2 separate regions of the Homo sapiens genome follow, and region 1 is linked to region 2. Evidence: read pairs that join two places in POLR2A ChIA-PET (ENCODE). Cell type or tissue: PC-9. All regions are shown on one strand. Links, peaks and the distances in the headings refer to the core of each region. The heading gives the core; the rest is flanking DNA. Region 1 overlaps KIAA1217. Region 2 overlaps KIAA1217.

Evidence for each region. ChIA-PET counts read pairs that join two places held together with the same protein. Peaks named below come from ENCODE experiments on the same cell type or tissue, not always from the same donor. Only the 100,000 strongest peaks of a DNase experiment are listed, where the experiment ranks them.
Region 1: POLR2A ChIA-PET joins it to region 2 with 6 read pairs; 2 of 35 experiments call an interaction of 5 or more read pairs at or near these places.

Annotation. Positions count from the first base shown.
Region 1 is chr10:24,290,598-24,295,975 of GRCh38, reverse strand. All of the region lies in intron 2 of KIAA1217, which reads right to left. Among named protein-coding and RNA genes, the nearest start is that of MIR603, 18 kb to the right of the region's middle. RefSeq lists an enhancer at 2,405-3,604. In PC-9, for the core only: no CTCF peak of the experiment used is centred there; a DNase peak (open chromatin) is centred at 2,465; H3K27ac peaks cover 1,421 bases.
Region 2 is chr10:24,455,685-24,461,062 of GRCh38, reverse strand. All of the region lies in intron 5 of KIAA1217, which reads right to left. It overlaps LOC105376455 (a long non-coding RNA gene), which reads left to right. Exons shown (of 3, transcript XR_930755.4): 2 at 3,027-3,099; 3 at 3,880-5,378. Among named protein-coding and RNA genes, the nearest start is that of MIR603, 180 kb to the right of the region's middle. In PC-9, for the core only: no CTCF peak of the experiment used is centred there; DNase peaks (open chromatin) are centred at 2,922 and 4,542; H3K27ac peaks cover 1,698 bases.

The DNA of each region.
Region 1 (5,378 bases), core at 323-5,322, 170 kb after region 2:
TAAAATAATTAAACATGGACCCTGCCTTCAAAGAACTTACAATTTGCATAAGGAGATATACGTTTTTCCAAATCAAACAGAAGAGCCATGTGCCATAAGAGCGATACAACAGGTCAAAGAATTAATTACTCCTGGCTCAGGAGTGGTAGCATGTCTGGGATGAAGAAGGTGGCATTTAGGTTGATTTCTTAGTGAAGGAAGGATTGGTAGCAATAGGGAGGTATAGAAGGGAGAGGATGCCCGGCAGAGGGACCAGTGTCAACAAAGAGACCCTTCACCCTCAGATGAAGAGGGAGAAGTTCCACCAGGAGGGAATGCCTGTTGGAGGTGTGGATAAAATGGTGAAACAGGGGCCTGAGAAATTGGCCTGAGAACAACTGGGGAAGCACCCGGGACACAAATCAAGAAGTCTAGAACTGAGCTTTATGACAACTGTCCTCAGAGCAGTGGGAGAAACAAACAAAGGGGCGGAGGAAAGGAAATTGAGGCTGAAAGACCAGTGAAGGGGCTCCTGAAATAGTCCAGAAGAAATAAATCCTAAAGTAGACACAGTCATAAATCTTTGATAAGAAACGAAAATGCTGAACTATTTATATCTGAGTTTCCCATATTGGATCTTACTTGAATAATGATCCATCTTTTCCTCATCTGACAAGCAGTTACCAGCATTTCTTTAAGGGTTAGAGAAAGATATATTAATTAAAAGTTGTAAGATGATGTTCTTGGAATGCTCACTCCTGGATTATGCTGGAAATAACTAAGAGATGCTATAATTATTTTAAGAGACTTAAGATATAAGTTCTCTATTAACAAATAGTGTCCCACCTAACACAAAATACTCAGTCATTTTTCATTCTCAGAAGAGGAGGTCTTAGCCTCACTGACCATATTTCTCCTTACTTCAATGCCCAATACTATGTTGGTTTTAGGTCAGCCCAGAAGAGAGACATTTCTAGTATTTCCAGAGAAAAGCATCTGGTTTTGAAATATAGTGAGAGGGGCCGCCTCCAGAATAGTAGTTTACAGAGTGGGAGAATGCAAGGTATTCCACAGTAGAAAATATTGTCATTTTAAATTCTCCAATTCCCAGACTTTCAGGCAGGGTATGTGTGATTTGACACCCTGGCAATGTGGACAGTGACCGAATTGCACTTGCCTTTCAGGTCCTAGAGTTTCAGACCCCTGACTCCTTTCCTGTCCCTGTAGGAGACATCAGAAGTCTCTGAAGTATGCAGAAGACTAAATGGAGATCTTAAAGTTTCCACGTTCCTTTCTAAATCCTAATTAAATGAAAACTTTTCTAAGGAAAAAGCTTGCTCTGAAGCAGTTGGTTGAAGTGTACAGTGGAGCAGAACCATGTTCTGTTAAGGAAACAGATCCACTGACTACGCTGGTGTTTACTAAATGCATACACGGTGGTCTATTTCCTCCTCAGTGTGAACGTAGCTAACTGCCATTAACTTGCCTAATGAAAGTAGCATCCACACACATCAAACACATGCCCCTCAATGGACAGACAGGGAAGGTGCCAGTTGTTCAATCCCTGTCTTGATGATCATAAAGAAACTGGAGTCTGTAAACCACTACCTGTTGAAAGAATTAGATGTCTGGGTAGGCAATCACATCGATAATTTAAACTGTGAGAAGCTAGTAGGGGAAAAGAGTGAAATGTACATGAAATGGGACAGAACTGCCTGAACCAAGCAGGCAAATGTAGAGCCCCAAGGTGGCCAGTCCACTCCACGTGGAAAGGAACTATTTCTTTTTTTTTTTTTTTTTTTTTTTTTTGAGACGGAGTCTCGCTCTGTCACCCAGGCTGGAGTGCAGTGGCGCTATCTCGGCTCACTGCAAGCTCCGCCTCCCAGGTTCATGCCATTCGCCTCAGCCTCCCCAGTAGCTGGGACTACAGGCGCCTGCCACCACGCCCGGCTATTTTTTCTATTTTTATTAGAGACGGTGTTTCCCCGTCTTAGCCAGGATGGTCTCCATCTCCTGACCTCGTGATCCGCCCGCCTTGGCCTCCCAAAGTGCTGGGATTCCAGGCGTGAGCCACCGCACCCGGCCAGGAACTATTTCAAAGACGTCGGTCGGAGACCTTCATGCCAGGACACCAGCAAGCTGGCAAAACAGATCTTGCAAAGGGTTTCTGCACTCTATCTGTGAGCTTCATTAATAGGCACTCAGGACTGAGAACCTTCATGTCAGCTGTGACAAGTGAATAGTCAGTAGAGAGAAGCTATTAATTTAAGACACCGTTGATAATGCAGTCTACCTTAAGAACAGGCAACAAGGGGCTTCAGATGCTGAAGCACAGACACAAGACATCCTGGAACTCCAAGTCCAAAGGGGAATGCTCAGGGCAGATATCAACAATGAAACCTTTTAAGCTGAGTCACTCTCAGCCTGACGGCTGCCAAGCCCAACAGCCATCCCTGGTTACAAGCTAGAGGAAAAGTCCCTGAGCATATCTGTTGTTTCCTGTGTGTAAAGATGCTAAATGCCAGGTGCTTTCCTCTAGAGTGGAAGGGCCGGGGCGGGGCAGTGCCTGCAGAGGCAGCAAGGTCAAGAGAGTTCATTTGGTTATTGCCATTAAAAAAGACTTCCCAGCCAGGCGCGGTGGCTCACGCCTGTAATCCCAGCACTTTGGGAGGCCGACGCTGGCAGATCACTTGAGGTCAGGAGTTCAAGACCAGGCTGGCCAATGTGGTGAAATCCTGTCTCTACTAAAAACAAAAACAAACAAAACAAACAACAACAACAACAAAATTAGCCGGGCATGGTGGCACATGCCTATAATCCCAGCTACTCGGGAGGCTGAGGCAAAATAACTGCTTGAACCCAGGAGGCAGAGGTTGCAGCCAGCCAAGATTACGCCACTGTACTCCTGGCTGGGCGACAGAGGGAGAGTCTGTCTCAGAAACAAAACAAAACAAAAACAAAAAACAACTTCCCGAGCATGCATTTTGGGTGCATCTTGAAGTGCAGCTTGTAGCATGTAGAAATTGGCCTTCTGGTTCACAGAGTGCTGCAAGTGAAGTACTAGATGTCTGCGTATTTCCAGATATACTCAGATCATATTTCAGGCCACCTTTCTTCTTTTTTTTTTCTAATCCAGGATGCGCTCAGGATTCCCTCTCCACTCACCATGAAGAACTTCAAGTAGCGGCCACACTTTGCAGTGCCTCTCACTCAGGCTGCGATATCCTAAGCGTTTACCTTCATTCCGTGGAAACTCTTGAAACAGCCCATGTCAATCATGACTCAGCAGTTTTTCCTTACCATGAAAACAGCAGAGCAATGGGTTTCTCCATTTTTAGAGTTAATGCATTAGCTATAAATGTAATTCCATAGTAGATATGAAGTGCAACAAAAAAAAGTCTGGGACAAATTCTGCCACTTTTCAGAGGGTAACAGGAGATGGTTGACTCAAGATGGAATGTAAGAACCCTCATGGCCTCCCTACCCTTCTCTTTAACCTCTTCATGGTTGTGCAGAATAAACCTCTAATACTTCTGATGAGTGAGGCAAATGGCCTTCCTGTAAAGGCAGAACCCCAAGAATTTTCAAGAAAGTTTGTGTGGCCAGCCTGAGGTTCCAGGGAAGAGGAATGGGTATTTGGAATAGAGAAATACAGTGGTTAATTCTGAGCTCCAAGTTATTGGTCCAAATTGGTCTACTTCAATTCCTTGGTCAGTCTTTTGGAGTTTTCCATCAGTTAAACAATGTCCACGGTAAACTGCCATGACCACTTAACCTCAACTGCAAACTACATCCACTTAATCCTCTGGGGTCCCTTTTTATTCATAATAAATCCAGAAAAATCTTGTATTGTGTTTTATTTCCTCAATCATATCTCCTTTAATTCTCCAACAAGCCTTTCCTGATTAGAAAAGCCAGAAAACTCATCCAAATATCTCTGTTGAAGAGCTGGACAAAGTTTTCAAGTATTATTGAATTTTTAATCCACTAAACAAAAATCCTCCAATGTTGTTCCATTTTATTTCAGGGTCTAGTTTCTCTATGCAACTGCAAGGGTAGGGGCCACCTATTTATTTTTATTTACAGACCCATGTGTATATGGGAGAATTTAACATATACAAAAGGAACCCAAATTTTTTAGTCTTAGACTTTCAGGATTCCCTGTATTTAAATAATAGCTATTGATCTAAAAAATCTGCAAGAGAAATGTAATCCTTAGATTTTTTTTTTCTCCACATCGGAGTAGTAAAGCAAAATGAAATGGGTGAATGCTGTTTGTCAACTCTATGGTGGTATAAAAAAATGGTGTAGTGTGACCAAAAGCATACTTCTGATGAAAGCCCACTACCGGACAGGACACAACCTATAAGTTACTGTCCCCACAGACTGCCTTACAAGTGTCCTCACGCTCCAAAGAGGACTGGGAGAGGTAGAAGTGAAATGATTGAGTGAAGTTTTCTTTTTCTGAGATGGAGTGTCACTCTTGTTGCCCAAGCTGGAGTGCAATGGTGCGATCTTGACTCACTAGAACCTCCGCCTCCCAGGTTCAAGTGATTCTCTTGCTTCAGCCACCCTAATAGCTGGGATTTCAGGCACCTGCCACCATGCCTGGCTACTTTTTTGTATTTTTAGTGGAGACAGGGTTTTACCATGTTGGCCAGGCTGGTCTGGAATTCCTGACCTCAGGTGATCCGCCCGCCTCAGCCTCTCAAAGTGCTGGGACTACAGGCGTGAGCCACCATGCCCAGCCGATTGAGTGAAATTTTCTAAGATAATTGTTGGTCATATCCCACAGGGGACTGGGCTCTAGGATAGCCCATGCTTATATGGGAAGAAAAGTTATCGTGGGTCTTTGTTGTCCACAAGACAACCTCAGGGATCTCTTCCTATCCCAACAACCTCTGTCTATGTCAACAACCACTGTGGTCAACAAGAAGGAGGAAGCATTCCAAAACTTATTCACACAGAACAACTCAAATATAGATGATGGAGGAAAAACAAACTTTGAAAAGAGGGCACAATTTGCCATTCCCACTGGATGTATTTTAAACAACCCCCTGCCCCACACAATAAAAGGTCTTAAGAGAGACTTCATGGCCAGGCACGGTGGATCATGCCTGTAATCCCAGCACTTTGGGAGGCCGAGGCAGGTGGAGCACCTGAGGTCAGGAGTTTGAGACCAGCCTAGCCAACATGGTGAAACCCTGTCTCACTAAAATTACAAAAATTAGCCAGGCATGGTGGTGGGCACCTGTAACCCCAGCTACTTGGGAGGCTGAGGCAGGAGAATCGCTTGAATCTGGGGGTGGAGGTCGCAGTGAGCCGAGATCACACCACTACACTCCAGCCTGGGTGACAGAGCAAGACTCCGTCTGAAAAAAAAAAAAAAGAGAGACATC
Region 2 (5,378 bases), core at 106-5,105:
GTCAACTTGGAAACCATATGGCCATTTATTCGTGGTCTGTCAATGTCTTCTCACAATGGAGCTACTCAAATCCCAGGATGTCTGTTTCTGTAATAACTCCTTTCTCACAGCCTCATGTGGTCTCAGCTTCTTACTACCAATTGCTCCCTAGTAGGTTTAACCCCTTCAGGCCTGTCTCATGTCTACCTTCACTGTTCCTCCTTCTTTGATTATAGCTTTTCTGAAACCAACTCTGTGGACCTGGGTTACCGTCTTAGCCCGTCTACAGGAAACACATTCCATTGCCTGCATTCTGCTGTGTTCATATTGATCTCAGTAGGATATGTGTAGGTTCTATTACCAAGCAAAAGAAAAAACATACAGCATAAAGTGAGCTGTGTCTGTGGAGCAAATTTTAAAGGGTATGTTATGGATGACTTCTGATGAAAGGTGTTTTAGTTGTGCCATTATTTTGATCCTCAGCCAAACAACATCAGCCCATGTGTCAAGAGAAGAAAGGATTGTCTGAGGGAATAGTCCCAGAGGGTAACACCGAAAGACAGTAATTCACAGATCTGCCAGGTTCAATTTTTCCTCAAAATAAACATGAAAAAAACAATGATGGGGACCTAGATTAAAAAAGCCCTCATGCCCATTCTTCCTGGGTTCAGAAGAGCCGCCTGCTCCACTGTGAATGATCTTCACTGTGAACTTTTATTCAAAAATAAAAGAAGTTCCATGGGTATCCTAAGTATACGGAGTGTGTGAGCTGGGGAAATTCTCACGTGTAAGGCTAGGAATTGATGCCATTTGTTATACAATTTTATAGGCTTATGAATGAAAATTTTGTACTTTCCCAGTTTTCATTAGTTATGAAAAAATGTAAGAGGTTCCAGGTTTATAAATTAAATGAGTATAGCTTTGAAAACCCATCTGCTTTCCTTGGGTTTAGTTGAAGTCTGTGGCAGAGAACATGAGAACACCTGCTAGTTTTGGGGCCAGGCCAGTGGCTCTGAAAGCCCCCAGGTATGTTTCTCCGCAGTCGGCACAGCAGGGTGATGGGGGAAGAACACCAAATGGGGAGTCCCGGAACTAGCATTTTGGTCCAGGTGTTAACATTGTTTTCTTTCTTTTCACTTTTTTTAGTTTTAAAGAGACAGGGTCTCATTCTGTTGCTCAGGTTGTAGTGCAGTGGTGTGATCATAGCTCACTGAAGCCTTGAATTCCTTGGTTCAAGTGATCCTCCCACCTCAGCCTCCTGAATAGGTAGGATTATAGGTGCACACTACCATCCCCAGCTAATTAAAAAACATTTTTTTTTTTTGTAGAGCTAAGAGCTCACTACATTGCCCAGGCTGGCCTCAAACTCCTTGCCTCAAGAAATCTTCCTGCCTAGGCCTCCCAGAGTGCTAGGATTACAAGCGTCAACCATCACGCCTGGTCAACATCCCTTTCTTTATCTGTAAATAAGAAATCTCATGTAGACTTTCTCTAAGGCCCATTCCAATGATGAGATTCTGTGGGTCCATATATTTACAGAGTAGCTACCTATATACAAAGCCCAGGGTTAAGGCTGATGAGGGAAAAGGGATCTGTAAGACATGATTTCTACCTCTGAAGAACTTACATTCTAGTAGGAAAAATAAGGCATGTACGTGAACATTAAAATATGAGAAAGCAAGAATAACTTTGCTAAGTGTCAAATGAGTGCAACAGACAAATACTCTGGTAGTTCATAGAATAATGAGGTTCTTATGGTGGGGATGACTGAGGAACACTTTTCTGAAGAGGTGAGAGTGGGTTCATGAATGATGAATAGAATTTCAGCAGGTAAGAAAGAGGTCCCTTTCTTAGGTATTCCAGGCAGGAACTAAGGCATGGTCAAGGACAAGGGATAGGAAAGTCCAGGTGCCCTGGGGGAATGGCTAGACTACCGACCCAACCAGTGAGTTACTCTCGGACAGTGGTTCTCCAACTCTCAGATGGTGGGCTTCAGAATCACCTGGAGAGTTTAGTAAATCAGATTACTGGGTCTAACATCCACTGTGTCTGATTCAGTAGGTCTCGGGTGGTGCCGAGGAATCTGTATTTCTAACAAGTCCCCAGGTGATACTGACCTGCTGGTTCAGGGAATACTCTTTGAGAACCACTGCTTTAGTGAGTAGAGGGACATAGTAATGCAGGGTCACTGAACGTTCACATCACAATCTCCATTCTACTGTGAGCTTGGTTAAATCCTTTGGACAGCAATCATAATTATCTAGAATTTCTCTATTATAAATATTGTCAATTAAATCTGCCAAGAGAAGATGGAAATAGGGAAGAAAATGAATATTTTGGGTGACTTCCTATTTACCAATGCTTTCCAAAATTACCTCATTTAATTCTCATCTCATTCCCATTAGATACATTATAATTCCCATTTCACAGATGAACAAACTGGGGCTCAGAGACTTCAAATATCTTACCTGAAGTCAGATAACAGGGCCAGGATCTATGAAGTGCTAGAATAATCTTGCATTCTAGTGTTAAGAAATCAGTGTGGAGGTCTGACCTTTGAATCCTCTTCAAAGGAGGGCAGTGGTTCAAGAACCTCTGAAAATGAGTACTATTTCTGTCCCAGATCAGGTCCATCTGTATTGAGTGTTGCCAGAGTCACAAGAGAAGGGTCAAATAGACCAAGCCATGTTCATGTTATCTACAAATGTGGGGAGCAAAAAAAATCTTCTTCCAAGTAATGACTCTAGGGTACTCACGAGCCCCACAAGACTGCTCCATTTCAAAGGAATACCTTCGTGTTTTCAGTTCAAATAGCAAGTCAGTCAGCCAGCCAGGGAGCATGGCTTGGAAATCTGAGATGGTCAGCAAAACTACTGCTTCTCCTTATTTGGATAAATAACAGCCTCAAAGACAACCAGTTTGGGAGCTGTACATGCCCTGAGGCCGGGCTTGGCAGGCATCTCTGCCCACGCCCTGCCATGCCTTTTGCTGCACCAACAGCTGAAGGAGTTTAGCCAAATATTGACCAATCCCTTCTTCCCCACCAGGCTCTGACACCGACAGAAGCCTCCTCTTCAGAGACACAATCTGCTTCCCTGTGTCCCAACAACAAACTGCCAGGTGGGCCTTTGAGTATCCCTATGTTTAAGTCAAGCCCTGTACTCCTGACACTGAGTAGCTCATGAGAAAGAACAGAAGCAAGTCAATAAGTCATGCTCCATATGACGAAATGCCTACCGAGAGTAAGGAGCTACACACTGTCTAGTTGCTCTTCTTACCCGTTGCCTCCAGGAAGGAAAGACTTCCTTCCCACACAGGATGTAAGGCAAGTGAAGAAAATGCTTTGTAATCTATGGAGCACTTTTCAAAGTTCATGATTAGGGCTGAGCACAGTGGCTCTCACACCTATAAACCTAGCACTTTGGGAGGCCAAGGCGGGAGGATGGCTAGAAGCCAGGAGTTTGAGACCAGCCTGGGCAACATAGCAAGGCCCTGTCTCTGCAAAATTAAAATTTAAAAAATTAGCCAGGCATGGTGGTGCATGCCTGTACCCTGGCTACTTGAAGGCCGAGGTGAAGGATGGCTTGAGCCCAGGAGTTCAAGGCTGCAGTGAGCTATGATTATACCACTGCACTCCAGCTATGATTATACCACTGCACTCCAGCCTGGGTGACAGAATACGATCCTGTTCCCCCCAAACCCCGCCACCCACACACACATACACACACACACACACACAAAACAAAAAACAAACAAAAAGTTCTTGATTAGCACCAAGAGCTTTCAAGTCACTTCAAAAAGAATCAAGCTGCAGGCTGAACCAAAGGTAGCTTATCTTCCCTCAATGCCCAACCCAACCTCCCCAACTCTTTTTATCTTTGCATTATCTTTACTTTTCAGAAAAGCAACGTTAGAGCAACACTTCTCCCAGAGAGGACAGAAGATAAGTGACAATAAATAAAGGGGATTTCTTAAAATTAAGGCAGCAAGACACTGGTGCCATTTCGATGACGTTTCCTCCAACACACTGAAGTACACAAATTAGTTTCCAATTTTTTTTTTTAATTAAAAAGGGTTTAATTGGCCGGGCACAGTGGCTCACACCTGTAATCCCAGCACTTCGGGAGGCCCAGGCAGGTGGATCATTTGAGGTTAGGAATTCGAGAGCAGCCTGGCCAACGTGGTGAAACCTGACTCTACTAAAAACACAAAAATTAGCCGGGTTTGGTGGCAGGTGCCTGTAATCCCAGCTACTCGGGAGGCTGAGGCAGGAGAATCACTTGAACCTGGGAGGCGGAGGTTGCAGTGAGCTGAGATCACACCATTGCACTCCAGCCTGGGGGACAGAGCGAGACTCTGTCTCAAAAAAAAAAAAAAAGGTTTAATCCTCCTCATCAATCAGTACTCCTCCACACCATCATCTCAAGGAAGGCAGTGGGGTGTGGTGGATCGAGCACTGGATTATGACTCAAAGGGCTTGGTTTTTCCCTGCTGGGAATCTCTTCTTGGCTGTGGTCTCATAACTGTGACTGTAGTCCTGACACTGAACTCTGAGCCCCTGATTCAGCTGCTTACTTGCTTCAGTAAAACCTTCTTGCACTTTCTCTTCTGGTGCTGTGAATACCTAATGAGTTCCATCATTGTTGTGTCACTGAGCACGCATGATTATTAATATCATCAGCAAACATTCACGGGCCCACTCAGTGAGCTGTGAGGCAGAAGAAAATGAATAAAACGGAAAATACTCACTTGAATGTATTCACAGAAGGATGAAACGAATGACACATTCGTTTTGGAGATACAAGAACTGGCAAAAAATGAGGACTCTGGATGCAGCCAATGTAAGAACATCATACTGTATTATATTTCAAAGATATCATATTTGAGAAAATGGTCCAGGCTGGACATGGTGGCTCACGCCTGTAGTCCCAGCACTTTGGGAGGCCGAGGCTGGTGGATCACTTGAGCTCGGGAGTTTGCAACAAGCCTGGGCAACATGGTGAAACCCTACCTCTACAAAAAATAGAAAAATTAGCCTGGTGGGGTGGCATACGCCTTTAGTCCCAGCAACTTGGGGGACTAAGGTGGGAGGATCTCTTGAGCCCGGGAGGCGGAGGTTGCAGTGAACCACTGCACCACTGCACTCCAGCCTGGGCAACAGAGGGAGACTCGTGTCTCAGAAAAAAACAAAAAGTACTTTTCCTCATTCCTATTCCCAAATTAATTGATCATTCTGAACCCAGATCAGGCTATATGTAAAAGACTCCCAATTCATTTCGTAGTGTTACAACAACAAATAGACTCAAATTGCAATTATCTATAATCACTGTGAGATGGGTGATTACCCACATCTTGGCATTGGATCATTCTCTTTTCCTTCCCATCTTACCACCTGGGAG